7 separate regions of the Mus musculus genome follow, and all the other regions are linked to region 4. Evidence: chromatin loops called from intact Hi-C (ENCODE). Cell type or tissue: left cerebral cortex. All regions are shown on one strand. Region 1 overlaps Ank (progressive ankylosis). Region 2 has its middle 53 kb from the start of Gm36899. Region 3 has its middle 140 kb from the start of Gm36899. Region 4 holds the start of Ank (progressive ankylosis). Region 5 overlaps Ank (progressive ankylosis). Region 6 overlaps Ank (progressive ankylosis). Region 7 overlaps Otulin (OTU deubiquitinase with linear linkage specificity).

Region 1 (4,000 bases), 130 kb before region 4:
GTGTGCCAGCACCCAGTAAACAAGGGCAGAGCCAGCAGCAGGTCAGGTGTGCACTTAGAATGACCCTCGGTTGCCCCTCAGATAAACAGGCTTCTCTAGTTTCTCGGAGAAAACCCTCACTCTAGAAAGGCCATCCTAACTCAGTATTTTGAGGAAAACTTGTCTCCTGCCTCTGCAACTTTAGGTTGTATTTGTCGCTTAACCTTGAGAATGATCTTCCCACAGTCCTTGAGGATTTCACAGACATGGTCCTTTTCAGTTTGTTAGCTGAGCAATATGTTTAAAAAGAACACTCAGCTGCTGAGCTAGAAAGGCTGCCCTTAATGCTTGTGGAAAGAGGAGAAAGGCCCTTCCCAAGTCTAGGCCGTGGAATTCTTTGTTTGAATACAACAGTATGGCAGCTGTCTCAGGGTGTCAGGTGACAAAACAGGCCCACAGAATGTGTGTGGAGGAGCCTGTACTAGGAGGGGAAGGTCAGAACAAATCCCCCCAAACCGCAGCTCCATTGCAGAGGCCTGGGCCTGGCACTGCATTCCAGGGGCTCGGGACATCTTACACAGCTGATGTCCAGTCATCCTGATGAAGGCGGCTCTGGGCTCTAAGCTACATGTCCCAAGTGCACAATAAAGAGATACTAGCTTTTCTTGACTTTAAAGGGAAAGGATTTCGAATTTGATATTTGGTATTTAAGCTCCAACCCCAGAAGCATGAAAATAGCCACACATTTTAAAAAATATTGCTGTTTAATTTTCTAGTCATGTACTTTAAAAAGCCAATACAATTAAGACTTTCAGTTATCTTTCAGATCTGCCCCTGACGTCACCCACAAGCAGCTACGGAAGCACATAGGATTTGTTCCCATGGTGGGCACATATGAGGGACACTGGGTATCTAGAAATGGAAATGCGAGCCTGTGTAGCCCTGACAGTCTTAACATGAGGTTACACAACACCAAAATAATAAGCACAAGAGGCCCGCCTTCCGCCCTTTTCCCTCCGCCCTTCCCACCTTTGCCTGTCTACAGTAGTGGATCCATTTCCTCCCGAGGTTGCCCATCAATTGGATCTGTAGGCCCTTACATTCATACACAAGGGACGTGTAGAAGGCTGTAACATACAGCGGTCACTGGTACAACCCGAGTAAGCTGTAGGTATGTGGAGCATGAAGGCAATCACTGAATTGTATTAGAGACATTTTATTGAAAATGCGAAAATAGGAAATGTATTATAGCCTAAAATAAATTACATAACATATACAGCATATATTTATATCTTTAAAATATTTGTTTTGTTTAGGTTCTTTCAGTCTAGTTACTTTGACTAAATCAGGAATTTAGTGAACTGTGTCCATAATTTTTTTTAAAGGAAAAAACCCGCTTTCCAAAACTTAGAAAAATATACTGCACTAAGTGGATTTCCAATGCATTATTTCCGGGGTATCACATAGTGACCTTGATACTGTTTATAAAATGTCTTGCTTTATGGTGTGGAGGGGAGTACCATAGTACACTCGGTTACCTGTCCTGCAGAAATAGGCGGCACATCTACATCAGAAGTTACGAGACAAGACCCTGGCATTAGGATGCTAGATTACGACTTAAAGCTTTGCTCACTGTGAAAACGAAATGGACAGTTAGAGAAATGGACAGTTAGAACGCTCCACTTCTCGCTCTAGTGCCATCTTCAGGGAAGGCGAGTAAACGCAAGCCTTCAGGGAAACTCATGCGGAGGGTGCTGACACTGGAGCTGCACTTGCGGGACAGCTCTGAAAAGTCAGCTCATGTATATACACTGTGGGGTGCGGCAACTCAGTGAAACCAGGAAAACAATGGGATGCTGACGATCAAGTCAGTTGGTGACTGACCCAATTTCTACAGGAGATTAAATTCCCACTACGTTGGCCCAGCAGGGCCACCAGCCCTTCCTCTGGGAACAGGGAGACTGTGGGCTGCAGCCTGGGGCCCACCAGTATGTGCGGCAGATAGTTCATGACTCCAGAGCCACAGTGTTGGGGAGCAAGTCAAGAGAGGCTGAGCTTCAACCTGTTGATTCTTAGGAGGAGGCAAACATGAACAGGAAAAGTCTGGCCCAAGTCCTTTGGTTCCAAAGTGGAGATTGTCCAAGGGAGTAGAAACGTTGACCAAGAGGCAGCTCTATCTTTTGGGTTTTATGAAGCAGGGGCGTGAAGTCAGCGATTCTGAGTTACAAAGCGACAGTAAAGACCTTTCTTCAGGTCCCTGCATCGGTGAGCATACCCAGTATGCTAGAGAATTTATACGAAACCTCTAAATCAAGGCCTCTTTCATAACCAAGAATAAAAATTAAACAACAGAAAACAACTTGATGGGAGGAGGAGGAGGAAAGAGACGACAGTTGTTGTCCTGACTGTCCCTGCGGTGGCCCCCAGCAGCCTGTGCTTACTCATTTTCTTCTCTCATCTCTACGATGTCTGTGACCTCCTCTGTTGGAGGCATGTCGGTCATGGCCGAGTCTTCTCCCTCGGTGGCTGACTCATTCTCCATCTTCTTTTTCTAGATTAAAAGAAGACACATCACAGTGGGGATGTGGGCAGGACACACCACACACTGCTGGGGGCGGGAGGCCACTTTATGGTCCAGGCTGAATCTAGCTCAGTACGCTCCTTTCACCGTGGCTGTTCTTATACCTGCTGTATGCTGGGTACTGTGGGGAACTCTGTCCCTTATACCTTTGCTGACATGCTTTGGAATGCTGCCCCAAAGCCACACGCTTTCTCTAGAGTAGTCCTTTCACCTGTGGTTAGTGGGTGTCCCGCCCCTCTGACAGCTCTGGCTTCCCTCTGCCCTGTGGACCGCGTATCCTGATTCCTGGTGGCCTCACTGACGAGCTGCTCAGCAGTCAGCCGGCACTCGGGCCTCCCCAGGTCCATGCAGACCTTGTGTTCTCGAACTCTGTGGCTCTTCCAGCACGTTCCTTTCAGGACCTGATTCCCACCACCGCTCTGTGCTTCTCCTATGGCTCAGCCTCCTGAAGCCTCTCACCCATCCCACATTGGTTTAATTGTAATGCTCAGCAATTATAGTCATGTCTTTCCTTGCTTTTCTTGAGTCCTATTTACAAGATTAAACCCAGACCTCAGATAGGTCCAACTCTGTCTCTGCTGGAAATTGCCAGCATGGCTGAAGGACCCAGAAGAAGGCCTGGGCTGAGCTGCCCACTGCAGGGAGCCGGTCTCTCTGTGGCGGGGCTTCCACACCCTGCTCTTCCCAGCTGCTTGGTCTTCCGCCTGGCCTCTGGCCTCCTCTGTCTTCTAGCCTTCCTCATGGCCCTTCCTCCGGGGCAGCTTGGTTTTCCACTTAATTGACCGAAGCATAAGCAAGCAGATTTCCCATGACTATTCCCCACATTTAGTGGAGGCTCCCATCTCCCATCTTACCTGCCCACTCTCTCCAGTCTGTACTTGGCCAGTTGGCTGTGCTGTGCTGTCCCTTCTCCCACTAGTGTCCCACTCACTGGGTCAGTCTCCAGTGCAGTGGAGCTTTACCCCCCTTAACTAGTTTTCTGAAGTTTCCTTTATAGCCCTCTGCCCTTTACTTATGGTCTTCAACATTTTCACCCTTTTCTCCTGACCTCCATGGCCCCGACCCCTCAAGTCTACCCTTCACAGTGAATTCCATCATCTGTCTGTCCCTGGGCTCTCCTTCCCTGGTCTCTTAGCAGTTGTGTTGTTTTTATGTACCCTGCAGCACAAAAGTATACACATCCAGGCTCTGCCTTAGGCCCTGTCATCTCTGTTGGTTTCCTCTCCCTGGTTAATCTCATCTAAGTGGATAATACAGGGTTTCTGATCCCAGAGAACTCACAAATCATGGAGAGGAAGGAAAAAAAAAAAAAAAAAACAAACAGTTTCTGTGCAGTTTGAAAACTCCTGCCTTCAGGACAGACTAGCTCTGTGCTGTCAGGGTGAGGGCCTGTAATGGGCTGGGTATGGTGTAGAAGGGACAGGGTGGCTGTGCAGAATT
Region 2 (4,000 bases), 57 kb after region 4:
GTGTGTCACTGTGGGGGAGGGCTTTGAGATCTCCTCCTATGCTCAGACTCTCTAGTTTAGATTCTAGTCTTCTCCTGGCTGCCTGCAGAAGACCGTTTCCTTCAAATGAAGATCTGGAATATTCAGCTCCTCAAGCACCATGTCTGCCTACACGCCGACATGCTTTCTGCCGAGATGATAATGGACTGAACCTCTGAAGTGTAAGCCAGCCCCAATTCAATGTTGTCTTTTACAAGAGTTGCCTAGATATAAGAGTTGGTCATGTTGTCCCTTCACAGCAATGAAACACTAACTAAGACAATACCCATAATGTTTTAATCAATGAAACCAACCATCTTAATGCCATATTGTAGATTTGAGTTTCAAGGGTGTCTCTGCTTCCTTGGGTATGACGGGCTTCAGGACATGTCATCCCTAGATTTGTCATGGTGGCATTGCAGAAACTTTTTTCTTACTTTTGTAAGATGTCTGTCATCATTTCTACTCTGCCCCCTGTAGCAGGTCACAGACTGTGGTTTGAGAGTGGTCCTTCTCACACTTGGAGGAAAACATTTGTTTCTTGAAATCTCTGAGGACAATGGAGCCTAGAGAATAATTTAAGCAAGGGGGGTGCTGCTATGTTCCCTTCAGGGTTTCAACACTAGATCAACTCCCATCTGTTCAGTTATCCTTCTCCATACTTATTGATATCTTTATCAGATCTAATGTTCTGGTTTCATTTCTGCTACTGTAGCAAAACACTCTGACCAAAAGCAACTTGAGAAGAAAAGAGTTGATTTGGCTTATACCTCCAGGTCACTATCCATCCATCAAGGGGAATCAAGGCAGGTACTTGAAGAAGAGCTTGAAGTAGAAACTATGAAGGAACTGCTTGTTAGCTCACTTTATAGCTTTCTCTCACCCAAGATCAGTCAGATTCTCTATACAGCCCAGGAGTGCCTGCCTAGGGAATGCTGTTGCCCATAGTGGGCCAATCCTCTTGCATCAATTAACAATCAAGATAATCTTTTGCAGGCAGGTCCAAAAACCAACCTGATAAAGACAATCATTTGCCCGAGATTTCTTTTTGGGTGATGCTAGGCTGGGTCAAGTTGAGAGTTAATGTTAACTAAGACAACAAGATTTACTATTTTTAAAAAAAATATGTGACTTATTTGTGCCTTAGGGTTTTAATTTCGGAATGTTTACATGTCCCTTGACAATTATACTAAATATCCACAGTCTCAGTACTGTGAAGGCAGAGACAGGTGATCATGAGTTTAAAATTTATGCTACATAGCAAGTTCAAAAACAGCTTGGGCTCTACATAGCTAAGTCCTGCCTCACATGCCAACCATACAAAAGGTTATATTAAATAGATTTGTATGATGTTCTAGGTTTAACCTGTCTTCTCTTATGGGGGCCTTAGCTGTGACCCCCAGCTCTAGGTAAAATATTTCTCATTTTCTATTAATTCCATTTTTCTCTCAATCTTTTCTTTCTTTTTCATTTATAGGGAAGAGGTTATAAATCATCTTTAAAAACTGGGCAGTGTGACGAGTGTAGCAAATGATGTTGTAATACAAACACGAATAGGCTTGAAGAAGGTTAATACCGGCAATGATTGCAAAACTAAGCTGTTACGAAGTTTTACGTGCTTTCTGTTTGCACTCTTGGGTCTACCGCCTTGCCCTGCTCGGCCCAAGGTGTCTATCTTCATCTGAGGTATGGCCCTGAGATAAGTCAGTGGAAACCTGTCTCCATCACAGAAACGCCAAGGGAAATCTTACAAAAGCAAAACAAGTGCTTGACATTTAAATCAGGCATTTGCCGCCAAGCTGTAGGTCTGACCGTGAAGCTTTGACTAGAGAGGATTTCTCAAAACCCACTCCTATTTCTCAGCAACTGGAGGTGGAGAGATTCAGAAGGGAACCTTCCAAATAAAGGTAGTCTTGGTGACATCTCTCTGGACAAATGATCTGGAGGAAGCACCATGCTGGGCCGTAGACAGTATAGAGAGCGTGGCCATCTGCGCAAACCTTACGCTTTGAGTTTGGGGTTCGGGTGGCCGTGCAGGTTGCTCTACCTCAAAGCTGGGGCAGGAGCTTCACTGCAGAAGACGAGGAGGCAGCGAGGGGCTGAGGTTTCTTTTGTATGAGTTAATCCTGCTTCTGCAGGGAGACAGAGGGAATCTAGAATCTCCCTCTTCTTAGTGTTGATCTGAGGAGGAAGGCAGACAGGCAAATGGCATTGGTGATTCAGGGGTGCCCTCTGACTGTGAAAGCCAGGGAGGTCAGGTCAGTGAGGAAGCAGTACCTGACCAAGGGGCAACAAAAACTATGTTCTGAGCAGATGGAGAAGGGAGATTGTAGCAGAAGGCACACATCCACTTAGTAACAGAAGTCAGGGCATGGGGTTTAAGAACTGGGTGGTGAACACACTGGCCAGTGGAAGGAGAGCTAAGACCCCTGTCAGTTTTCTGTTTCTCTCATAGGTTTCTCAGTGAAGAAGTGCTCATTTCATAAACACTGAAAGCAAAACTAACAACAACAAACTGCGGAAACACACGAGACACATTATTTGTTTCTTCAGTACTCCACAGCTATCTCGACATGTCTATAAACAGCAATCTTCCTAGTTCCAATTTCTCTAATACATGTGCATAATTTTACAAAACAGAATTATACATTCTGGTTCAGTTTGCTTTCTCTCTCTCTCTCTCTCTCTCTCTCTCTTTTCAAGACAGGGTTTCTCTGTGTAGCCCTGGATGTCCTGGAACTCACTCTGTAGACCAGGCTGGCCTTGAACTTAGAAATCTGCCTGCCTCTGCCTCCCAAGTGCTGGAGTTAAAGGCGTGCGCCACCAGGCCCAGCATCTCATTTTCTTCTACCTTTTCTCTTCTTGGATGTGGCCTTCACTCTCCATTTCCCAAGAAAACTGTTAGTTGCTTGGTATGTCCCCATGTAACCATTGCATGTCCATAAGACTATGCATATGGGCATGAGTAAACCACATATACACATATTGTAGAAACATTACAACACACATACATGTAACTACATTAAATTTTATCTCACTCACAAAGATGGGCTTAGTATACCTATATTCTGCATCTTCTCTTTTTAAAAGGCACTTTTATTTTATTTTATGTGTATGAGTGTATCGCCAGTATGTATATCTGCACCATGTGCGTGCCCAGTGCCTGAGGATGTCGGATCTCCTAGGACTGGAGCTAAGATGTTTGTGAGGTGTCATGTGGGCACTGGGAATTGAATCCAAGTCCTCTGAAAAGTCAGCCAGTGCTCATGACTATGGAGTCATCTCTCCAGCCACCTCTTAGCTTTTGTACCCACAACCATCTCTTGGAAGCCTTCCAGTTCAGTGGCCTGACTCCTGTTCACCACAAATGGCTTTAATAGTCTACAGTGTAGGTGTGTTATAGCTCACTTATCACTCTGATGATCTTGAAACATTCGTTTTTTCTTGATTCTATGATATGGTGGTTATCTGGCCACTATCATGATATAAACATGCTAGCATTTCAATGTGCGTGTGCAGTGATGGTGGTGGTGGCGCAATGTGTATGTGGAGGTCAGTTCCTGCTGGAACTGGGGCTCTTTTTTTTTTATCATGTGAATTCTGGGGATTTAACTCATGTTACCAGGCTTGGTAGCAAGAGTGTATACCCACTGAGCCACCTTGCTGACTCATTAGATTCTATTGTATGGATGTGAGAGTGTGTGTGTGTGTGTGTGTGTGTGCGCGCATGCTTGTCTGCCTCTGTTAAGCTCCGCTCTATTTCTCTACTCCTAAATAGTCCAGGCTCCCTGTCTAGGGGATGGTGCTGCCCACCGTGGACTGGGTCTTCCTACATTAATTATCTTAATTAAGAAAATCCCTTCACTTCTGAGACATACCTACAGACCAACCAGATCTAGGCTATAGCCGTCCAATGGCCTTGGGAGAACTGGGTTTACCTGAAAGGGGGGGCTGGAAATGAAAAGGATGGGTGTGCGAAAGA
Region 3 (4,000 bases), 140 kb after region 4:
GTGCTCTCACTATGTTACATTTTCTCTGGAGACTAGAAGAAAGCTCCCTACCCCCTAGAAAATTGCTAGTGCCCCTCTTCTTGGCTCCTGGTTCTGAGATTTCCTTCTCAGCATGAGTAGATTCCCAGATATGATCACAGCCAGCTCCTGTCACCCAACACCAGCGGGACCAATACTTACTGGAAGCATCTCTGATGACATCTCTCATTTCATGTATGAATTAGAGAATCTACATTTCTCGGACATTCCTGTTATGTGCTCACGTGGCTTTGTGTTCATGCCATGCTATTTCTTTTTAGAGCCGGCCTCATATTTCCTTTTATATTGACAAGGGTCTGTATTTTTGAGCCCCATCGTTAGATAGTGCAATATGGGTAAACTGAGTGTCATGATGACTAAGTGACTCTCTAGCACTTTACAATGAGTCAGGTAGTGAGACAGGAATAGAAAACACAACTCTAGTCTCCTAAATTGTTTTTTTCCTGACCACTAGACCACACTTCCTCTCCAGACTATGAGACACTGGAAAATGAGAGTCAGGCTGAGAGTAAATATGGAGGTGAGCCCGCAGAAACACAATTTCACTTGTTCTTAAATCATGTCGTTTAGCAAAGGAAAACAGCAAACACCCCAGTGTCTTTACTGTCATCCAAAATTGCATCCTGAACCCACCATGGATGTAGAACAGGAAATGAGTCTGCCCCAAACCGACATCCCTTTTCCATTTAAATGATTTTGAAAAAGTGGTTGATTTTCCCGTCTGTATGAGATTTCCCTTACAAAAGAAAAAAAAAAGTATTTGCAGTTCAAAACATAAATAAAACAAATTCGTCAGTCACGTGTTTTACTAAATGAAATCCAACAGTTTTAGGCTTCATAGGAAAAACAGGCTGATTAGACGCAGCAGGAAGGTGAGTTTATCGTGGACCAAGTGTGGCAAAGAACAGCACGCAACACATGAAGGTGAAAACTGGGGCAAAACTGTGCAAGGATGTGGGTGTGAGTCTCAACTCTGCTCCTGACTTTCTTCTTTTATTTAAATACGTACACACGTGATTATGTACTTTTTGTGGGGGGCTGGGCATAGGTAACCCTCAGTGTGCATACAACTTCAATGAATCTATTTTCCTCTCCACCATATGGATCCCAGGGACTGAGCCCAGGTTTTTTGACTTGGTGACCCTCACCCGTTGAGTCACCTCACTGGTCCCCTGACTTTCAGTGTTGAGCATATCCAACCATATGTGTCTGAAAGGGGTCATAGCACCTGCCTGCCTGCCTGTCTGCCAGTAGCCTTGGTGTGGAGACAGACAGGATAAGGTGAATGGAAGAAGAGCTGTGTGCTGGACAATGAGATATGGCAAGCCTCTGCCCCATGCCAAGGTTGCCCGGGTAGGCCAGTCATCTTTGCACTTCATCTCCAGTAACAGAGCTCTCAAAGGCTTCTTCTCCATGCTTGACTAGAACTTAAAACAAAAACAGTCTAAACAAGCTTCTTTTGAAATCAATTCTTGGCCATGGAGACAGAAAACAAGATATTTCCTTTTGGCGAATAGCTCCCCCTCTTCCTCGTCATTTAGCAAGAGGTATCTTGAACTGCTCTCCTGAAATCCGATGAGAGATGTGAAGAGAATATTTTCCACTCAGAGAAAAGAGCCGTGCAGTCTGGGGAAGCAGGGCCCTCACTGGGAGAGAATGAGTGCCAAGAGCTGTCTCACCTTGTGGTTCCCGGGCAGGCCTACAAGCTCTACAGATAAAGCCCAGACAGCAACTACTGGGAATCCTGGAAGGTCCTTTTGGGGGAAAAACAACAACAACCTTCCATCAGGGTTTCCATCTGTGGGTGGAATAGGAGGCTATTGTTCCTGGAAACTGAAGAAAAGGCAGGAATTTACTTTCCAAATTGGGCAGCAGCCGAAAATTCAGCACAGCTCACTGCTCAGCTGCTGCCCTTTAACAGCAGGTGATGGTGTGATTTTTCTCAATGGAGCAAACAACCTACTGGAAAGCTCCTCAGACTGTCACTAATCTCTACTGGCGTCGCGTCGGTTTCTTGTATGTCAGCAATTCATGATGCTCCGTGTTTGCCATAAAGAGATTCCTTATGTGTTGGTTGTGTGACCCCCTTATCGTAATCTCAAAAGACAACGATCTCTACCTTCTCTCTAAAATAAATCCAGTACAAGACAATCCCTGCCTTCTTTAGGGGTGGTGCATGGTCTGATGCAGAGGACTGTACTGCCCCGTGCCAGAAGTAGAATCAAGGGAGACCTTTAGAAAACAATACCTGCCAGGTACCTCACGCACGTGTCTTTTATTGTGTAACTTACATGCAAAGGGTTGTGGGTGGGCTGTAATAAATCAGCGCCATCTAGTGGAAATGGGCAAAGCTACAAGTCACCGCTCCACTGCTGTGTCACTGCCAGTAGGACACCTTCCAGCTCAGTCACTTCTCAACGCAGTCTTATTTATACTCTTCTATTTAAACGGGTTGCCCCATTCTGCTTTGAAAGCTAAAGGCTAGTCCTAGGTAGAGTAAAAAGACTGGGGACTGTGTAAATAAATGTTCTGGCAGTAATCAAGATAATTGTACCAGTTAGCATGTGAACACTAATGTTTGGTTTATAGTCATCATATTTCATCCTTATAGGACTCTGGGAGACAGTGCTGTTTTGTTGAGAAGGAAACTGAGGCACAGAGAGTCTATGTAACTTGCCTGGGCCACTCTTTTGCTACTGGGAAGACACCAGTCTTCCTTGTGTCCCCCTGCCTGAATGGGGTCGTAAATATATGCTGGAGTAGACAGAATTCCAGTGTTAGGGCTGATGGACAGAGTCCCAGAATAGGAAAACATGGTGGATATTGGTAGATAATAGGTGTCCCATAGGTCAAATGGAAGTTGGTTCGAGCCATACTCAGTCGTTTTTCTGTTTTGTGTTCCTGGGAGAATTACAGTATGTTCTGAGAACTCCAGGTTATTCTGAAAAAAAAAAAATGGCGACAGGGATATATCTTCCTCGTGGAGGAGGAGCTGGTAGTATGGGGAGAAGTGTGGGTGCTTGCGGTCTGGCTCATGGTGGCTGTAGATAAGATTTTTCTTTTTAATTCTTTGAAAACGATTTTAGACGTTCATCAATTAGAGAAGAGTCCCTCATGGGGAGTAGACAGGTCGGTTCTTAAGCTCTGAATTCAGCCTTCTATCCACCTGGAGTTCTTGTCCCGCCTAGGACAATGTGTGGAATGTGCCCCTCCATAATCCTATCTTCCTTCCCACTGTTGGTGCTCATAGCAGGACCAAAGCTGGCAGGTGCAGAAGTTGTCCTTGGCGCCGTCCGTGGGTGATCCTGCTCTTGTGCTCTTTGGTCTCTTTGGTGTTCATGATGAATGTGAGGATAGGAAGGTGCAAGAAGGAGATTCTTGTTACAGAGTCCTTCTCTGAGGCCTCCAGGGCACAAAGGGCTTTTATGAGAAGGGACAGAGGGAGGATATGGAGATATTGGTTAGGAGGCAGAGGCCTTTGTTATTTAGTCTGCTGTCTCTTTTCTTTTTTCTCTGTCCAAACACAACAGAGTCATGGGCCTCCTGCACCTAATTAGCTAAAGACTATGGACAGAGAACAGCAGATATAGTGGGTTCTGGGAATCTCAAGGAAGTTTTACCAGTTTACATCTCCACCATTTGGGTAGACCCTTTAGAACTTAGACTGTCTAGTGAGTGGGAGGAAGATGAAGGATAAGGGGGGAGGAGACAGACAGACAGACAAAGATCTGCCAAGTAAAATGTCCCCAAAGAGCTGCCCCATCACAAAATGGTGTATTCCTGTCTGGCCATCTAGAATTACCTATCATTTTCTCTCTCTAAAGGAGATTTTAGTTGTATTCATGTGTGCATATGTGTGTGACCACGTGTGAATAAGTGCAGGAGCATGCTCTGTAAAGGCCAGAGAAAATGTTGGATCTCCTGGAGTTGGAGCTACAGACCATACTGAGCCACCTGATAT
Region 4 (4,000 bases):
GCATGAGATTCACCATGCCTAGACCTCTCATTCATCCCTCAAATACAAAATGAATAAATATAACATGGTGTTTTAACCAGGTACTTGGTAATCAACGGATGTAAGTGATTAATGTTTTAGACTACCAACCACTAACAATGGGGGAAGAGAGGATATATATATATATATATATGTATATATATATGTATATATATATAATAAAAAACAGTTTCTGTGAAAAGTGAAAATAGATATTCTTAAAATGTGTTAAGTTTATTTATTTTGTTTGTTTGCTTTTGAGACAGAGTCACACTGTGTAGCCCTGGCTGACCTGGAACCCTTTCTGTAGACCAGGCTGGCCTTGAACTCACGACTCACCCGCCTCTGCTTCCCTAGTGCTGGGATTAAATCCACACCTGGCCGAAAAACAGGTTTTGTAATTGCCAGAATACTCCATTGTATCGCCTCCCCAACCAGCTATAAAATGATAGAGAAGTCCATAATGTTTATGGAGAGAATTAGGGAACTAGAATAGACTTATAGGTCTCTTAATGGGCACCTCATAACACACATGCTCTGAGACTTGCTGTGTGATTTCTTTTTGTGATCATCACCCATGTGCAGTGTCCAAACTTTTCAGGGGAATCTAAATTTCCACTCTCAAAGTTCTGCCACAGGCTCAGTGTAAACGCAAACTTGTGTTTATAATCACAAACAAAACCTACCTACCCAAGAAACACTTAAGTGACATTCCTAGTCTTCTTGTTCTTGACAAGTCCGAGGCTTAAAAGCTGGTGAGACGTTTTAATAATTTTCTATGTCTTAATCATCTCCAACGCATGTGAAGCAGATACCTCGTTTTCCTGTGCTCCTGTATCGACTCTTCACCTGCCTGTATGAATTATCCTTCCCTACACAGAGGTGGGCTATACCTGCCTACCCAGTGACTGTCAGAAACTCCTCACTCCCGCCTCCATCCAGAGCCCCTTAATGAACAAAAGAGGGTTTATCCCACTGCTTTGAAAGGAAAAAATAGTACATTTGCAAAAGTAGGTCTATCTTACACTTTTGAAAAGGTCCAGCTCCCACCCCCAAACCCTCTCCCGGACCTTAGGCTGTAACTGCAACTGCCAGGAAGCCCTGCAAAAGGGTACCAGTGCCTCACCGCCACGGGAGAGCCTGCAGCACCAGATTGGTAATGACGCCACATGGAGATAGCGTGAAAAAAGAATGAGAAGGCAGCACCAGAAATGTGCTCTCGTCCAAAGGGGTGGAAGGAAGAGAGGAGAGAGAACACACACACACACACACACACACACACAGAGAGAGAGAGAGAGAGAGAGAGAGAGAGAGAGAGAGAGAGAGAGAACAGATATCCTAAAGTAGATATAATCAGTGATCCTCTAGGCAAGGTACCTCCTGGACACCCCTAATCCTTACCTAGGCTACATGCAAAGATGTAAATTTGGAAGTACGTGGGAAATCAACTTGGAGACATTGTAAGGCAAATTCTCCCACCATCACTACCATCACCAAACCCTGTGCAAGTAAAAAGCCAGCACTAAATGCTACTAGAAACTACATGCAGTTCTGGGCCCGAGGTTTACATAATCACAAATTACATAATACTCATCCCGAGCACTAAACCCCTTTCTATAGGTGAAGTTCCCCATCATCCCGTCGCTTGCTATTTTCCAAAGAACGCTGGAAAAGTCTCCAATATCTGCGGAGGGAGGGGATGGGGCGCTGCAAAAGTCACCCTCGACAAGCCGCAAAGCCACGTCAAATGGTCCAGGGTAAAGGGGGTTCGGAGCAGGTGACTCCTCTCCTCCCGCATCCCCCCGGCGCCCGGCATCCAAGGCCGAGGCTGGGCGAGCGAGGCGCACCGGGCGCGGCCGGGCTTACCTGCTCCCCGAAGTCGATGGCTATGTTGGTGATGCCGAGGGGCACCAGGAACCGGATCAGGGGCCAGTAGTGCGTGAGCGCCGGGAATTTCACCATAGTCCCCGCCGTGGGCTGACCCCACACTCATCTGCCGCCGCGAGGGCACTGTGCTGGGAGGCGCGCGGAGCGCAGCGCGGGGACGGAGGCCGCGGCCGGCGGGGCCTGGGGCGGCGGCTGCTCGCGGCGGCGGCGGCGTCCTCTCCAAGCGCTGCTGCTCTAGCAGGAGAGCCGCGAGCTCAAGTCCATCCCCGCTGCCCTCCCACACAACAAAGATCTGCCGGGGAGAAAGAGAGGAGGGACAGGGACGGCAGCGGCGGCAGCGGCGGCGGCGGCGGCGGCGGCAGCAGAGGCTTCTGCTGACAGCGGCTCCATTATAAGCGCTCTGGGCCCGGAAATAAATAAATAACCGCGCGCACGAGGCGCCTCCGCCGCCGCCGCCGCGCCGCGCGGAGGAAATCAGGGGCGGGCGGAGGCGCGACACCGCTGGCGACCCGGGAGGGGGCCGGCCCGGCGCCGCCTCCCCGCTCCGCTGCGCACGGCTCGGCCGCGGGGGGCGCTGCGCTCGCACAGGCCACTGCCGTCCGCGCCCGCGGGGGACCGGGGCGCCGCCTGAGCCGAGCGCGCGGAGCGGGGAGTCAGGCGGGGCGGGCGAGCGGGCGGGGACTCCGGGTGACCCGACACCGACAGCCCCATGCTGTCCCCGGAGCGTCCGGCAAGGCCGTGTGAGCGCCGTCTCCAGAGTTGGGAACCAGGAGTAGAGCTTCGGGGACAACCGAGCTGGAAAGGCCTCGGCGTCCGGGCGGCCTTGAGGCGGACTGGGAGCTGCTTTAGGGTGATGGGGATACGGCTGCATTAGTGGGAGAGAAGGATGGTTTACCAAAACGAGCATCTCGCATCTCTCGTGACAGAGATCTGCAGACCCTGGGGAAAAATACACCGGGTGGCAGGGACTGACTGTCCGTCCTGGACTAGGGTTCTGGGATGCTCCATACCGGTCTCCAGCTTTTGCTAGTAATGTGCAACCGTTTACTTATTTAAAAGTCGACCGGTAAATATGCTTAAAAAAAAAAAAAAGGAAAGAAAATCTGCTCGGCTGTGTTATAATATGTCCCCAGTGATTTCATGATAAATCAGTTGCTGAGCTGAGACTTTTACCTAAAACTGAAAAGCTTGACAAAGCCAGCATCAGCCGGTGTCCCAGTATAGTGTATGAAAAAAGGGTCCAAGCCAGTGACTGAAGCATTCACAGCAGGGCGGGGCTGGCCTCCAAGAGACGAGTACAGTCACACAAAAAAGCTTAGCTCGTAGAGGGTCCTGTGCCTGCTTTGGCTCTCTGTTTTTGCCTTAATACTTTTCATTAATATTTATTTTATTATTTTATGTCTATGGGCAGATATTTTTTTTTGTCTGCATGTCTGTCTGTGCATGACATGCTTGTCCAGCACCCACAGAGCCCAGAAGAGGGCATTGGAGCTTCTCCTGGATTCCAGAACATTGTGAGCTACCATATGAGTGCTGGAATGGAACCCGGGACTCTGGAAGAGCAGCAGTCGGTGCTCCTAACTGCTGAAACATCGTTTTCTTCAAACCCTGGTCTTGCCCTCTTGAAATGATGAATTTCTGAACAAGGGGCCTTAGCTTTTCATTCTGTAGCAGTTGAGATAGATGGTTTGTTCAACTTGTATCTTCCTATGCATCTTTTTTTTTTTTTTTTTTTTTTGGTTTTTCGAGACAGGGTTTCTCTGTATAGCCTTGACACATCTTTTAAAATAAACATAATGAGTTAAACTTGTGTATTACTTAAAACATTCAAGTATTTTGTCCTAAGAAATGAACCCATTCCCTTTATCTCTGTAAGGCTCATATTAATACTATATTTGAAGGTAATCAGAGGCAGGAGGATTGCTGTAAGTTCCAGGCCAATCTTGGCTACATAATGAGTTCCAAGCCTGCTAGGATTTTGTAGGGAGACCTTGCCTTTATTAAATACATAAATAAGTAAATAAATAAGAGCTTGAGACATTAACTTTCTGGTGCAGATTTTTCCGACTGCATCGCAAGTATTAAATATTTCCAT
Region 5 (4,000 bases), 69 kb before region 4:
CTCCATCACACTCTGACCCCACAGGACTGGGCACCCAGCTGGCTCTCAGCTGTAGTCACAGGGACACAAATAGAATGCAGCACTGAGCCACATGATTAGCCTTGTAAGTGTAAGGCTCAGATACCAGTTTTTTCCTACCCCTCCCCCCTTTCACTTGCTTTAGAAGTGTCTGGAAAACAGGGCAAACTATTCCCTGACAGAGTCAAATCATGTTGAGGAATTTACTTAAGAAGAAAATCAAGCTTAGAGGATAAGACCTAGAGCCAATGTGAGAGCCAGCTAAAAGCTGAGTTGCTGGGTTGGTAGTCTGGCTCAGAGGTAGAGTGCTCACCTAGTATCCAGGAGACCTCGGTTCAACCCCTAGAACAGCAAACACACCCACAAAAATAGAAGGTGAGTGAGCCATTGTGGCTCTCCAAGTTCTGACGATAGGGATGGGGAGGGAACAGGGTATTCAAGAGGATGGCTATGCAATTCAGTAAGTGCCTAGAGCTCAGGGCTCCGACTGCCCTGAAGTCCAGGGCCTTATCAGAAAACTCATCTCACTGTTCATTCAGAAATGACTTTTCAGGTTCTGCAAGGTTTCCAGTTGAGGTCTGATATTCATTGCTGAAAGTCCCGCTTTTATTTTTTATCTTTTTAGTAAGAAAAAATGTCATATGTCTCATCTTGGGTTTAGAGGAAGTCGTAGGGCTTACAGGCTAGACAGTCGTCTGTTTTGTGTGGAGATGGTCCAGGCTGTTTTCTAAGCCCTTTGATAATAGATGATTTCTCTCTCTAAAGCTGCAGGGTGTCTGTTACCCCCATCACACCATGAAATAGCTAAAGTGTAGTTTAAAAATCTTTCCGGAATTTGACATCTTCAGGAAGGTGATATCTGTATCAGGACCAGCATAGCTAGGCACAGCCACCTGTGGGGTGACTGGGATGGCCAGCCACTGGGGAGGGCAGTTCTCCCCACGAGTCCGGGTTTCTGGATCCTGTACTTTTCCACTGTTATTGTTCTGTTCGTCTGTATTTTAAAAAGTGGTTGGAGTTAAATTGGATCATTTATCTTCCCAGTAGTTTTCCAGCTCCACTTTATTTTTTCAAGGATCTATACAGCTCTGTCTAGCTGGAGCTCCAGCCAAGAGCTTGACACCCACACACGAGGCTGTGGTTTGAAGGGAACAGCAGGCAAATGAGCCTGGTCTCTTCAGCAGTCAAACAGGGCTCTGCTCTGTAGGTCCATATTTAGTGCTTCCTGAAAACCCCCGAGATGACCTGGTCCAGACAAAAGGTGACCCTGATGTCACTGCCATTTGTGATCCATAGAGAAGAGCTTATAAAAAACAAAGAACCAATTTGAGGGGCAAAAGCTGCCAGATCCTTTTAAGTCCCTGGTCTATGTGGCAAGTTCCAGGCCAGCTAGAGCTACACAGTGAGACCCTGTTTCAAGATAGATAGATGATAGATAGATGGATAGATAGATAGATGATAGATAGATGGATAGATGGATAGACAGACAGACAGATGCCAACCACCAGATCAGGTATAGTGAAGTGAGACCTAATTCAGTGTGTTCCCATCTGTATCTTCATAGGTTTGAGGTAATAAAAAGCATTTTTTAAAATGACCCTCCTAATTTGAAAACAGATTTAATCATGAAGGGACATATTTTAGTGTCGCAAAACTCTTGTCAGCTCTCCCGATCCTTTATTTAGATATGAGCATCATCGGCTCAGCCAAATTTAACCGGGGAAAGCTTGACAAAGAAGGAGTATATTACTAAGATGACTCTAGCGCTCGCTGCTTGCATGCCTACAATCCCTGCACCTGGCAGGTGGAAGACAGAAAGATCAAGAGCAGCCTAGGGCCATCCTCCAGCTTATCTTAAAAAAAAAAAAAATCAGAAAATTCTAGTGTCCTTTTATAAAACGCTCAAGGTTTCCAGTGCTCTTAAAAAAAAAAAAATCTCATTTTTTACCATGATGTGACATTTTTATCGAAACATCTTATTTCCTTGTAGCTTTTTACATTACTCAGACACATAGTCCTCAAATAATAATTCCTGGTTAATATGTCAAGATGCTATTCATTCATGCCAGACCTAAACAATAGGAGGGGTGGGGTCATTGTTCGGTTGGGAAAGTTCATGCCATGCCACCATGAAGACCGACTTTAGAGCCCTAACATCTAAGCAAAGTCTGCTCTTGGGACGCATGCCTCTAATTTCAGGCTGCGGAGGAAGACACAGGAGGATCCTTGGGGCTTGCTAGTCTGTTGGCAAGTCTGGATTCCTTGAAATAAAGCTCTTGTGTGGAGCCCTCTGGTGCTCCAGTATCATAAAAATTACAGGGATAAGCAAAGATTTTTAGATAGGATCTGGAGGCCTGCTTGTGGGGTAGGGGTCATGCTTGGTATTGAAACTTTGCCCAAAGGTCTTTGGCATGGGAGGTCAAAGGTCCTAAGGAGAACCTACTGCGACTATGTCATCCAAGCGCTAAGTATTTGTACACATTAGTGCTGTCCGCAGTCATTGTCACAGAAGCTTCCGACAGCAACTGACACAGAGATTCTTAACTGGTCCTCAAAGGGTTGAGAATAACAGAGTATTGACTATTCAACCCTAAATGGAGCATCTATATGGCCCCGCCCCAAGGCTCACTGTGGAATAGAGGACAGGAAGAACGGAAGAGGTGGAGGATGGGGAGGAGAGCTGTGAAATGCTGTCCTCTGATTCGACGTGGCCACTGCACTCATGAGCTCAAGGGAGCTCGGCTTTCCTGCACAGGACTCCATGAGACCCATGAGACCAAGCCAAGCATTCTAGCAGGCAGCAGTATGTGGACCCGGTGTCCCCCCCCCCCCCCCAACAAAACAAAACACAAGCAAACAGCTACAACAACAACAAAACCTAGGGAAGGAGCAGGTCTGGGTAAATAGATGGCTCAGTGGTTAAGAGCGCTGGTTGCTCTTCCAAAGGACCCACGTTCAATTTCCAGCACCCACTTGAGGGGTACAAGGTTTCTTCTGATCTTCACAGGCCCCAGAAACACAACACATACAAAACACTCACTCATATACATAAACTAAAAGAAAAAGAAGAGGCTATGTTCAAGGGAAAAAGGGATATCTCTCTTGGAGGTGGTGACCCAGAAGAGTGTGAGTGGAGAGTTGGGGGTGGACAAGATATGTATGTTTATATGTGTGATATTGTTGAAGAATAAGCAAAAGATATGCTATTAAAAATAAGGTGGAGAGAGATTGAGACAGGTTTTGACAACCTATGGCCTCCATATGCACGTGTACAGGTACACGTAAACATACACACACACACACACACACACACACACACACACACACACATACACAGAGAGAGAGAGAGAGAGAGAGAGAGAGAAACAGAAAGCTAACTGTGGGCTGGGAGGAGTGCTTCTGTGAACTCTCCACACTTGCTCTGTCCCTGCTAGCCAGATTTTTCCTGATTACTCTGCCACCTTAGCCTTGGGGACATCTGAGCTACTCAGAATCTCCCTTCCCTGCTGTTCTAGCTCCTGACTTAGGAAGTCTATTGCCTTCCGTGATTTCTGCGAATGTTTTTACATTAAGTGACTACCAAATTGCACTTGGCCCCTCGGAAACCCAGTGACAAATGATATCAATGAAAGCACCTGAACAACCAGCCTGTGGGGGACCCTGCTGTGGGGGACCCCGTTCTAAGGTCTTTTTTTCCTGATAATTCTATCACTCAGATCCCAAGGTTAACGTCTACCTCAGAAGACTGTTTATGGAGTTGTTACCGTTTTCTATTCTGCCTCTGTGTTGGGGGAAGGTGTTCTGTGCACGTGTGTTCATGTATGTGGAGGACTCAGGTCAATATCAGGTACACCTTTCAATCTCCCTCCACTTTATTTTTTGAGTCAGGAAGGGACAGGGGGTCACAGTATCTGGTGACAAAGCCCCAGTCCGGTGACTGTTCTGAAGACTGGGCTCAGTGGCTCTCCTGGGCTGAAGCTCT
Region 6 (4,000 bases), 120 kb before region 4:
TCTAAAACAAACAACAACAGACCTGGCCCAAGGCATCACTGTTGTCTAGAGCATTTATCAGAATTGCAGTGCAGCATGTGGTGGGGTCCTCCCACTAGGAGGACCATACTTCTATACACAGATCAGGTGTTATGGTGACTCGGTGTTTCCTGTAACTAGAAGAGTCCTGCCCGCCTGGGGTGAATTCCTGCCACTCATTCTTCATATTTTGCTTCTGGGCAAGAATGCCTCTCATGTTCTAGATGGGATCTTGTCCCTTACAGGACTACTGTGAGCACCATCCTCCTTAGAGGTACCTGTGTGTGGAGTTGGGACTGGTCCACGCTGTCATAAGGTCTAACTGAGGAAGGAAATCAACGAGAAAGTGTAGCCAACGACTTGTGCAGCTCGCCACCCCTGATTGGTCAATGTCTGCTGCTATGGTTCCTATGGCTTACTGGGGGTCCAACTGGCATCGATAGTGGCCTCGTCTAGATACACGTGGGATTAGGATTGATTTCATTTCCCTGTTGATAGTTTCCACAAAGAGTATTGATGAGAATGGGCGGTAGAATTTGACTAGGCAGAGATATAGATAAAAAGACCATAAATAAAAGTAACCAGTTTATTTCTTAGCCTCCTTGCTGTAAACTAGGCATGCCAGGAAAGGAATGTCTATAGCAAAGGTCTTTGGTTCTGCCATGGCCAGAGGCTTTCGAGGGCAGTAAGGGGCCTGTTATTTCCTTATCTCTTTCCCCTAAAGGAGTGCTCTTTCCAGAAAAGCACACTAACGTCAGGTGCCCAGCTATTCCCACCTCCATCCGCAGCAGTGTGGCTGGTGGCCCTCCCCTCCCAGGGTCCTCCTGCCCAGCTCTGCCACCCCCACCCCCTTCAGCTCCCTATGATAAACTCCTTCTTCCTAAAATCCCTCCATGTGGCCTGGGAACTGCATTGTTCAAGTTCACAAGACAAGAACTGGGCTTCCTGGACTCTCACCTCCAACTACACAGCCAACGATACCTCAAGTTCAAAGACACCATGCTATTCCCTGTCAATCCCCGCCACCCTGTTAGAAACAGCTTTAAATACAACATGCCCCTGTTTATGTCTTTGCAGAAAAAACCAAGTGGGTCTTCATATATGTTTTATCAGGGACATGAGAAGTCATGTTTGGGAGGGGGCAGACATCAAAAGGAAGCTAAGGGCTCAGCTCCAACAGCCAGCATCTTGTGTGAACATCTCAGTTGAGAAGGAGAAAGCAATGCTGTCTTCCAGTGTGGAAATACCAACAGACAACAGTGTATGAAACACGCCAAGACGGAGTGTACATCAGCGCTGTCAGAATGACGGGAGCGAGGCTGGAGTGAGCCATCTGCTAAAGGGTGATCTCATGAAAAGCCATGAGAGGCAGCACCTGAAAGGGCAGTGAGAGAAGGTGGCTTTGGTAGGCACCCCACTGGGAAAGAGAAGGACACAAGGAAGAAAACCCAGGTAGGGACTTCTTATGTAAGATCAGGCTGGCAAACGTCAGACTGCTGAAAATAATGGCCAGCTGTATACATCATAGAGTAAACAGGTCTTGGTTTTCTATTCTGAAGCACTAGAAAAGTCACATGATAAGATGTGACGTGTCACCTGATATTCTCCATCCGGCCTGCTGGCAAGCATGGTTATTACACATTTATCGTGAATAATCTGTAATAAATGCTACCATTTTCTTCTAAAGTGTATCCATCGTGAAGATAAACACCTTCAGATGTAGTTTTAGCATCCCTCTTTTTCTACAGAGTAAGGAGATGAAAGTCAGCCCTCCGATTGAGGTTGGATGGGATGAACTCATTCTTCTTGAGAGCCCTGTTGTCATTTCTGCTATGACCCCAGATTCCTGATAAGTCACAGAACACTGCTTGGAAGCAAGGCGACATTTCAAACAGCAGGGGGTGCCATGCACCAAGCAGAAGAGGAGCTGGGTGTCCGGGGCCTGCCAGCTCCACAGGAGGTATCTACAGAATGTTCCATTCTAGTCCTTAACAGGTCTGAAGGATGTCTAGAAAGGTCCACATGCTAGCTTCAGTGTAGCTTTTCAGTAAGTAGCTTTTCAGAATTTGGAACTTAGGGGATGGGGCCTAATGAAAACACATTCAGTTGGTTGAGAGTTCTGTGGATGCGAGGAGGTAGTACAATCAACCATAGGACCGTACCTCACTGTAAAGTCGCAATGGGCAAGATGCTAAGTTTGTATTATGTGTATTTGACTACGACTACTATGTTTTCAAAGGGAGCTGAAGAAATGGATCAGGATATAAAGTTTCTGCTATGCAAGCCCAAGGGCCAGAGGTCAGATAACCAGTGCCCACCTTCGATGCCGTGAAGACTTGTTGGCTACCAGGAGTCTCAGCCCTTGGGAGCAAAGACAAGGGATTTCTAGTGAAAGCTGAAATGAACAAACCCCTTTGGGGGTTAGAGAGCTGGCTTAATGGTTAAAAATACTGGCTGCTCTTCCAAAAGAGCCAAGTTCAATTCCCAGCACCCACATGGTGGCTCTCAATTATCTGTGAGTCCAGTCCCAAGTGATCTTGTGCCATCTTCTGGTCTCTGAGGGTACTGCGTGCATATGATGTACAGAAATATATTTAGGTAAATACCAACACACATAAAACAAAAATAATAAAATAACTAAAGTATCCAAAGTGGAGAGCTATGGAGCAGGACACCTAACATCAACCTCAGCGTGAACACACATGATTAACGTGTATCTGCATACACCCATGACCACACACACACACACACACACACACACACACACACATAAATGCCACCAAATTCTGAGAAAAGGGGAAAATGATAACAATACAACATGCTTGATCATCTGTTTTCTCACAGCACATGTGGACATGCACAGTCTATTACGAGGAAGGCATGGAGACCAGTTTTCATTGTTTGGATGCCTAAGTCTCTCCAGCCCATGAGACAAACTCTCGGCTCTGCAGGGGCTGCTGAATTAACAAGCCCTACCCTGACAGCTCCCAGAGAACCGGGCGGGCGGGGAGGGAAACAGCTCTGTGCAACAGACTCTGAGCAGTTACCCCAGGCCAAGAACTTTCCATGTTTTTTCTCACATAGTCCTTATACGATTCTGGGATGGTGCCTCTGTCACAGATGCTCTAGGACAGGGCCCTCTACCAGGCCCCTCTCCCTATTTCCAGGATGCCCCAAGGCACTGGAAAGAACCGCATCCTGACTTGGTCTGAGAACGCCTGGACCTCTGTCCATTTACCTTCTACCCCTTCCCCTCCCCCTCACACAAGGGAGGCATTTTCTTCTGCTGGATAATGGAACAGTGAGGAAGCAGTCTCCACCTCATGGTTCGAGGGAGGGACCACAGCAGAAACAAAGGCTGACACAGGCAGCCTTTGTTCTAGACAAAGGGTCAGCATGGTACCAAGGCTAGGACAGGCCCCAGCAGTCACCCTGGAAGGCTGAGTGACAGCTGCCCAGGAGGGTAGTTTAGCAACAGGGAGGTAAGACTGGGTCATTCATGGGAACTCAACAGCTAATCTGGACAAAGAGGCCACCCGAACAGAACCTCTGATAGTGGCTTTTAACCTTTAACAACTTGGGTGTTGACATTTTCTAGTTTGTGGGGTTCCAGAAGAGACAAGCCTCACTGAACTGCAGCTTCCCTGGGATGCTGGGGTGACAGCAGGTGGTCCTGCTGCAGCCAGCGCGGGCACATGCTGCCTCTTAAACAAGAGTAGCAGACAAAAAGGGAGTCAAGCCAGGCAGCCCTTGAATTACAGCAAGCCACTCTGAGATGGGGAAACTGAGGACGTGGGAGGCCTTGCAGACCCGGATTCCAGCTTCAAGCCCCTAAGATGGGCATTTTTGATCCAGTGTCTCTGTATCAACCAGTACATGGCTCTCCTAGGGAATCAGACACTATGAATACCAGCATGTAGGTGACCTTGCAGCTTTTCAAAGGTGGAGGCGAATCCTTGGAGCCCACCAATGTTGGATCACA
Region 7 (4,000 bases), 150 kb before region 4:
ATTATTACGAAATCTGATACTTTTGAGTCTTTTCCTTTGTGGGCCTTTTTAGATTTCTGGGCTTATTTGACACTAATTTTAAATTTTTATATTTTCTAAGAATTTTTGGTGCAAATACAGTCCTAAGTAGTTAAACATACACATTGTATCCCAGAAAAGTAAAGCAACGGCTCCTGCTAACAGGTGCATTCGGGTTACATCACCTACCCCATGTGAAATGGGTCAGCTAAGAGGGTGGGCTGTTGCATGCCTGGAACTGCAGCACTTTCATGCTGAGGCAAGAGTCCTGTGACATTTAAGCTGCTCTGGGTTATGTAGTGCAGCCTTTTCTCAGGAGTGTTGGCTTGCATTTGGTCTTGGACAGTATGAAAATGTGTCACTGGCAGGAGTGATGAGGTGATGGAGAGGTCTTCCTGGCCTACTGGAGTGATGCACAGAGAACTGTTAAATTCCCAGTGGGCTCCTCTTTTCCATAGCATTGCATGTTTGCCTTCCGAGGGCCCCGTCGCTGAGATCAGTATTCACACTGATTGGATTTTGCTTCTGCTCAATATCTGCTGAAGAAACTACTTTCCTGCTCATGCCCTCAGAAACGTAACATGGTTTGGACCTTTCTTGACAGTTTGTTGTATGTTCCTAAGACTTGAGTGAAACACTTGCCTCCAGCTCTGCGTTTGAGGAGCAGGGTGGGGGGGAGGGGGGGAGGGAGGAGAGGTAGACACACAGGTACTGGAGAGTCACTGACTGAGCAAGGGTGCTAGCTGTCTGCTTCCATGTGCAGACTGTGAGCCCAGTGCCGCTAGAGCTTCAGAGGGAGACTAGGCACAGTTAGTGCTCAGACGGCTGTGCTTGCTTGAGAATGACTCCTGGGCAGGGCCTTCTGCTCTGCTCTGCTCAGTCTCTCTGCCTAGCTGCTCTCCTGCTTAGGAGTTGAGCTCTGTCCCTTTTGATGTGCAGCTGTCCCCTTTTCTCTTGTCCTGCCTAGGCTTTCTGATTGTTCTTACTTCTGTCCAGAACCAGCCCGTTTGACTGCAGGCAGATCGTCTGACCCTAGCCCCAACCTGGACATAGCTGGCCAAAGCTGGATCAGCCCCTCACTTGTGAAAAGGGAGTATCCTTTCTATTAGGAGCTTTTTAGTTCTTAAGTGCACTGTATTTGTAAACATCTGTGAATGGATAAGACCTGTGACAGCACTTACTACAGAATGACCCGAAAGCTCCTTGTGACTTCATTTTGAGGTTGATGCTTTTGATACATGCAGTTGCCATGTTATCAAGATTATAGATATTTGTTAGAGAAAACAGGCTGGGCTCTAGGCCAGTCACAGATAATGTGCTTAAGCTACCGAGTGATCCTTAACCGTTACCATCGTCATTTCTTGCTTCAGTCTCCTTCCTCCTCTTCTCTTGCTATCTTTAGTTTTCTTTTTTCCAAGACAGTTTTCTCTGTAATCCTGGCTGTTCTAGAACTTGCTCTGGAGACTAAGCTGACTTCAAATGCACGGTCTGCTTCTTGCTTGCTCTTACTCCAAAAGAAGGCAGACTTGTGTGCCTACTAGAAAGGAATAGTGATTTATGTGGACCCCATGTGTGACCCATGAGAGCATTTAAAGTTGTATTAACTTCTGAATAAATAAGTCCAACTCCATGTTCTTTCCTAATAGTTCTTCTAAACTTTTATTATCATGTGTCTGTGTGAGTGTGTGTGTGTGTGTGAGTGAGCCTGTGTGTGTATGTAAGTGAGCCTGTGTGTGTGTGACTGAGAGTGTGTGTGTGTGAGTGAGCATGTGTGTGTGTATGTATGTGAGTGTGTGTGTGTGAGTGAGCGTGAGTGTGTGTGTGTATGTGAGTGAGCATGTGTGTGTGTGTGTGTGTGTGTGTCTGCCTGCCTGCCACAGTGAGTGTACGGAGAGGTCTGAGGACAGCATTGTGGAGTTTACTCACCATCTGTGCTTACGTGGGCTCCTGGGATTGAACTCTGGACAGCAGGTTTACATGGTCAGTGCTTTCTCCACAGAGCTGTCTTGTTGGTCCTCTAACTTGGTTTCTTTTCTAAGTCTCATTTTTTTTAACTTTTTTCTAAGATTTCCACGCTGGACCTGGATAATCACTTAATCAACAGACTGACCAATGAGTGACTGAGATGAGCAAACTAACTTGTTTCTACCAAAAGTAACTGAGTTGCCTGTTGTACTTGCTCCTTAGGTTACTGTCCAGTGCTACAGAGCCACAGCTCTTCCCGGGCTGCCACCTGCCTCCTCTCAGACCTTATAGCTTTGGAGGAGTATTTTCTCTTGAGTTGTACTTCTTGGAGCCAGGGTGTAATTTCATGTTGCTGCCACTTGAGGGCACATGAGGTTCTGGTGATAAGTCTGAGACTAATTAAACTGCCTGTGCATGTCTCACAAGTGCAGGGCTTGTGGGAACAGTGGGGCTGTTGCAGCTTTAGGTGAAAGGTCATTTATCACAGTACAATACGATGACTAGATGGCTTTTCCGCTTGACTGACACAGAGCACTGTCACTGTGATTTTGAGTTTTGTAGAGACAAGTCATCTTAGTTACATATGATTGCCGTAGACTGAGAAAGCACAATCAGAATTATTGTTTATGAAGGCGTCTCAGAGGCTTAGGTTCTAGTGGAACTGAGCATGCTCTGTTCTGAACTGCCTATTACTGTTAAGCAAGTTCAGCACACGGTGTTAGGATAGGACATTCTGACTCCAGGGATGAAATCTCTCTTTTATAGTGCCAGTTACCCCTATTTATTTATTTGTTCCTCCCTCCCTCCCTCCCTTCCTTCCTTCCTTCCTTCCTTCCTTCCTTCCTTCCTTCCTTCCTTCATGTACGTGTGTGTGTGTGTGTGTGTGTCTGTGTCTCTGTGTGTGTGTGTGTGTGTCTGTGTGTGTGTGTGTCTGTGTGTGTGTGTGTCTGTGTGTACCTCTGTTGCGGAACCATCTCAGTGGACCTCAGGTGAAATCTTAGCAGTGTAGTCTATGGTTTTCATCCTGACACACCCAGGACTCTTGAGAAGATAGAGTTTCTCATGCTGTCATGGCTTGAATTGTGGCCTTCAGATTCCAGATTCTAATGCTGTGTAGGGACAAATGAAATAGTCCAGGAACAGGAACAGGACGTGAGGGCCATAGTAGTTGCCTGTGGCTCTCATTAGAAAGGTGCTGCTCCCACCCTCCCGCTGCTGTGGGCCTCATTCCTCTTCCCCATCTTGTGCTGTGGATTAAGGATGTGTGGGAAGGTTGTCAGGAGTTAGGCTTCACTGTCAGGAAGAGCAGCAGCCTTTGACTCTACCGTGGACCTTCCGTGCCTGCAGTCACCTTGCTGAGCCATGTAATGTATGGTAAGGTTGCCGTAGTCCCCAGCAGCCACAGGCAGTGAGGACCGCTGTGAAGACCCAGTGTGGATTCTTCCTTAGCTTAGCCTCAGATCTGCGCCTTGCCTGTCCTTGCCTGTGTTAGTTCTGCAGGCTGGACTCCTGTAGATTTGAACCAACAGCATTTAACCTTGCAGCCTTCTCTGTGGCTATGCTTTGAGATTGTGACTTCCATATTCAGATTCTCCATCCTCAACCCATATGATCCTCTCGCAGGAATTAATTTTTGAAATAAGGTAGGTTTTGTATGAAGGCTTTGTGGTGTCTTCCTTTTCGGTTGTCTCAGCTATCTGGCAACACTGACACTTCTTTATCTCTGTTTCTTGATATTCCAGTTACCAGAGAAGCTGATAAACAAGTATACCTGGATCAAGCAGTGGAAACTTGGACTGAAATTTGATGGGAAGAGTGAGGACCTGGTTGAAAAAATTAAGGAATCCCTTGCCCTGCTAAGGAAGAAGGTTTGACGCACGAAATTTTCTGTGTCTGATCGGGGTGCAAAGCTTTCTCTTTTGTTGTCCCAGCAGATTCAGTGTTCTAATCTTATTTATTTACTCATATTTATTTTTAAGTTTATAAGGAAGAAGGTTCATTTTAGCTCATGGTCTTC

Evidence for each region. Hi-C counts contacts between places; a loop is a spot of excess contacts. Peaks named below come from ENCODE experiments on the same cell type or tissue, not always from the same donor. Only the 100,000 strongest peaks of a DNase experiment are listed, where the experiment ranks them.
Region 1: a loop joins it to region 4, with 5 times the contacts of the local background. A loop is called at or near these places in 15 of 42 quality-filtered maps.
Region 2: a loop joins it to region 4, with 2.2 times the contacts of the local background. A loop is called at or near these places in 2 of 42 quality-filtered maps.
Region 3: it touches region 4 in a loop (7-fold over the local background); 17 of 42 quality-filtered maps call a loop at or near these places.
Region 5: a loop joins it to region 4, with 4 times the contacts of the local background. A loop is called at or near these places in 12 of 42 quality-filtered maps.
Region 6: it touches region 4 in a loop (4-fold over the local background); 16 of 42 quality-filtered maps call a loop at or near these places.
Region 7: it touches region 4 in a loop (5-fold over the local background); 7 of 42 quality-filtered maps call a loop at or near these places.

Annotation. Positions count from the first base shown.
Region 1 is chr15:27,591,634-27,595,633 of GRCm38, reverse strand. Ank (progressive ankylosis) reads right to left here. Exons shown (of 12, transcript NM_020332.4): 12 at 725-2,530. The coding sequence ends at 2,417. Among named protein-coding and RNA genes, the nearest start is that of Mir7117, 22 kb to the right of the region's middle. In left cerebral cortex, a CTCF peak has its summit at 1,691 (motif pointing left); DNase peaks (open chromatin) are centred at 1,710 and 2,596; H3K27ac peaks cover 2,808 bases.
Region 2 is chr15:27,407,660-27,411,659 of GRCm38, reverse strand. No RefSeq gene overlaps it. Among named protein-coding and RNA genes, the nearest start is that of Gm36899, 53 kb to the left of the region's middle. In left cerebral cortex, no CTCF peak of the experiment used is centred here; a DNase peak (open chromatin) is centred at 1,879.
Region 3 is chr15:27,324,404-27,328,403 of GRCm38, reverse strand. No RefSeq gene overlaps it. Among named protein-coding and RNA genes, the nearest start is that of Gm36899, 140 kb to the left of the region's middle. In left cerebral cortex, a CTCF peak has its summit at 2,380 (motif pointing left); DNase peaks (open chromatin) are centred at 1,776, 1,963 and 2,367; H3K4me3 peaks cover 348 bases; H3K27ac peaks cover 576 bases.
Region 4 is chr15:27,464,984-27,468,983 of GRCm38, reverse strand. It overlaps Ank (progressive ankylosis), which reads right to left and starts at 2,307. Exons shown (of 12, transcript NM_020332.4): 1 at 1,885-2,307. The coding sequence starts at 1,980. In left cerebral cortex, CTCF peaks have their summits at 2,475 and 3,373 (motif pointing right); DNase peaks (open chromatin) are centred at 2,423, 2,721, 3,163, 3,376 and 3 more places; H3K4me3 peaks cover 3,446 bases; H3K27ac peaks cover 3,269 bases.
Region 5 is chr15:27,534,124-27,538,123 of GRCm38, reverse strand. The region is part of intron 1 of Ank (progressive ankylosis); the gene reads right to left. Among named protein-coding and RNA genes, the nearest start is that of Gm29901, 15 kb to the right of the region's middle. In left cerebral cortex, CTCF peaks have their summits at 1,793 and 2,335 (motif pointing left); DNase peaks (open chromatin) are centred at 121, 1,128, 1,734 and 2,266; H3K4me3 peaks cover 282 bases; H3K27ac peaks cover 3,797 bases.
Region 6 is chr15:27,581,193-27,585,192 of GRCm38, reverse strand. The region is part of intron 8 of Ank (progressive ankylosis); the gene reads right to left. Among named protein-coding and RNA genes, the nearest start is that of Mir7117, 12 kb to the right of the region's middle. In left cerebral cortex, CTCF peaks have their summits at 1,708, 1,907 (motif pointing right) and 2,570 (motif pointing left); DNase peaks (open chromatin) are centred at 1,927 and 2,564; H3K27ac peaks cover 2,531 bases.
Region 7 is chr15:27,611,363-27,615,362 of GRCm38, reverse strand. Otulin (OTU deubiquitinase with linear linkage specificity) reads left to right here. Exons shown (of 7, transcript NM_001013792.2): 5 at 3,726-3,851. Among named protein-coding and RNA genes, the nearest start is that of Otulin, 17 kb to the left of the region's middle. In left cerebral cortex, a CTCF peak has its summit at 2,348 (motif pointing right); a DNase peak (open chromatin) is centred at 2,366.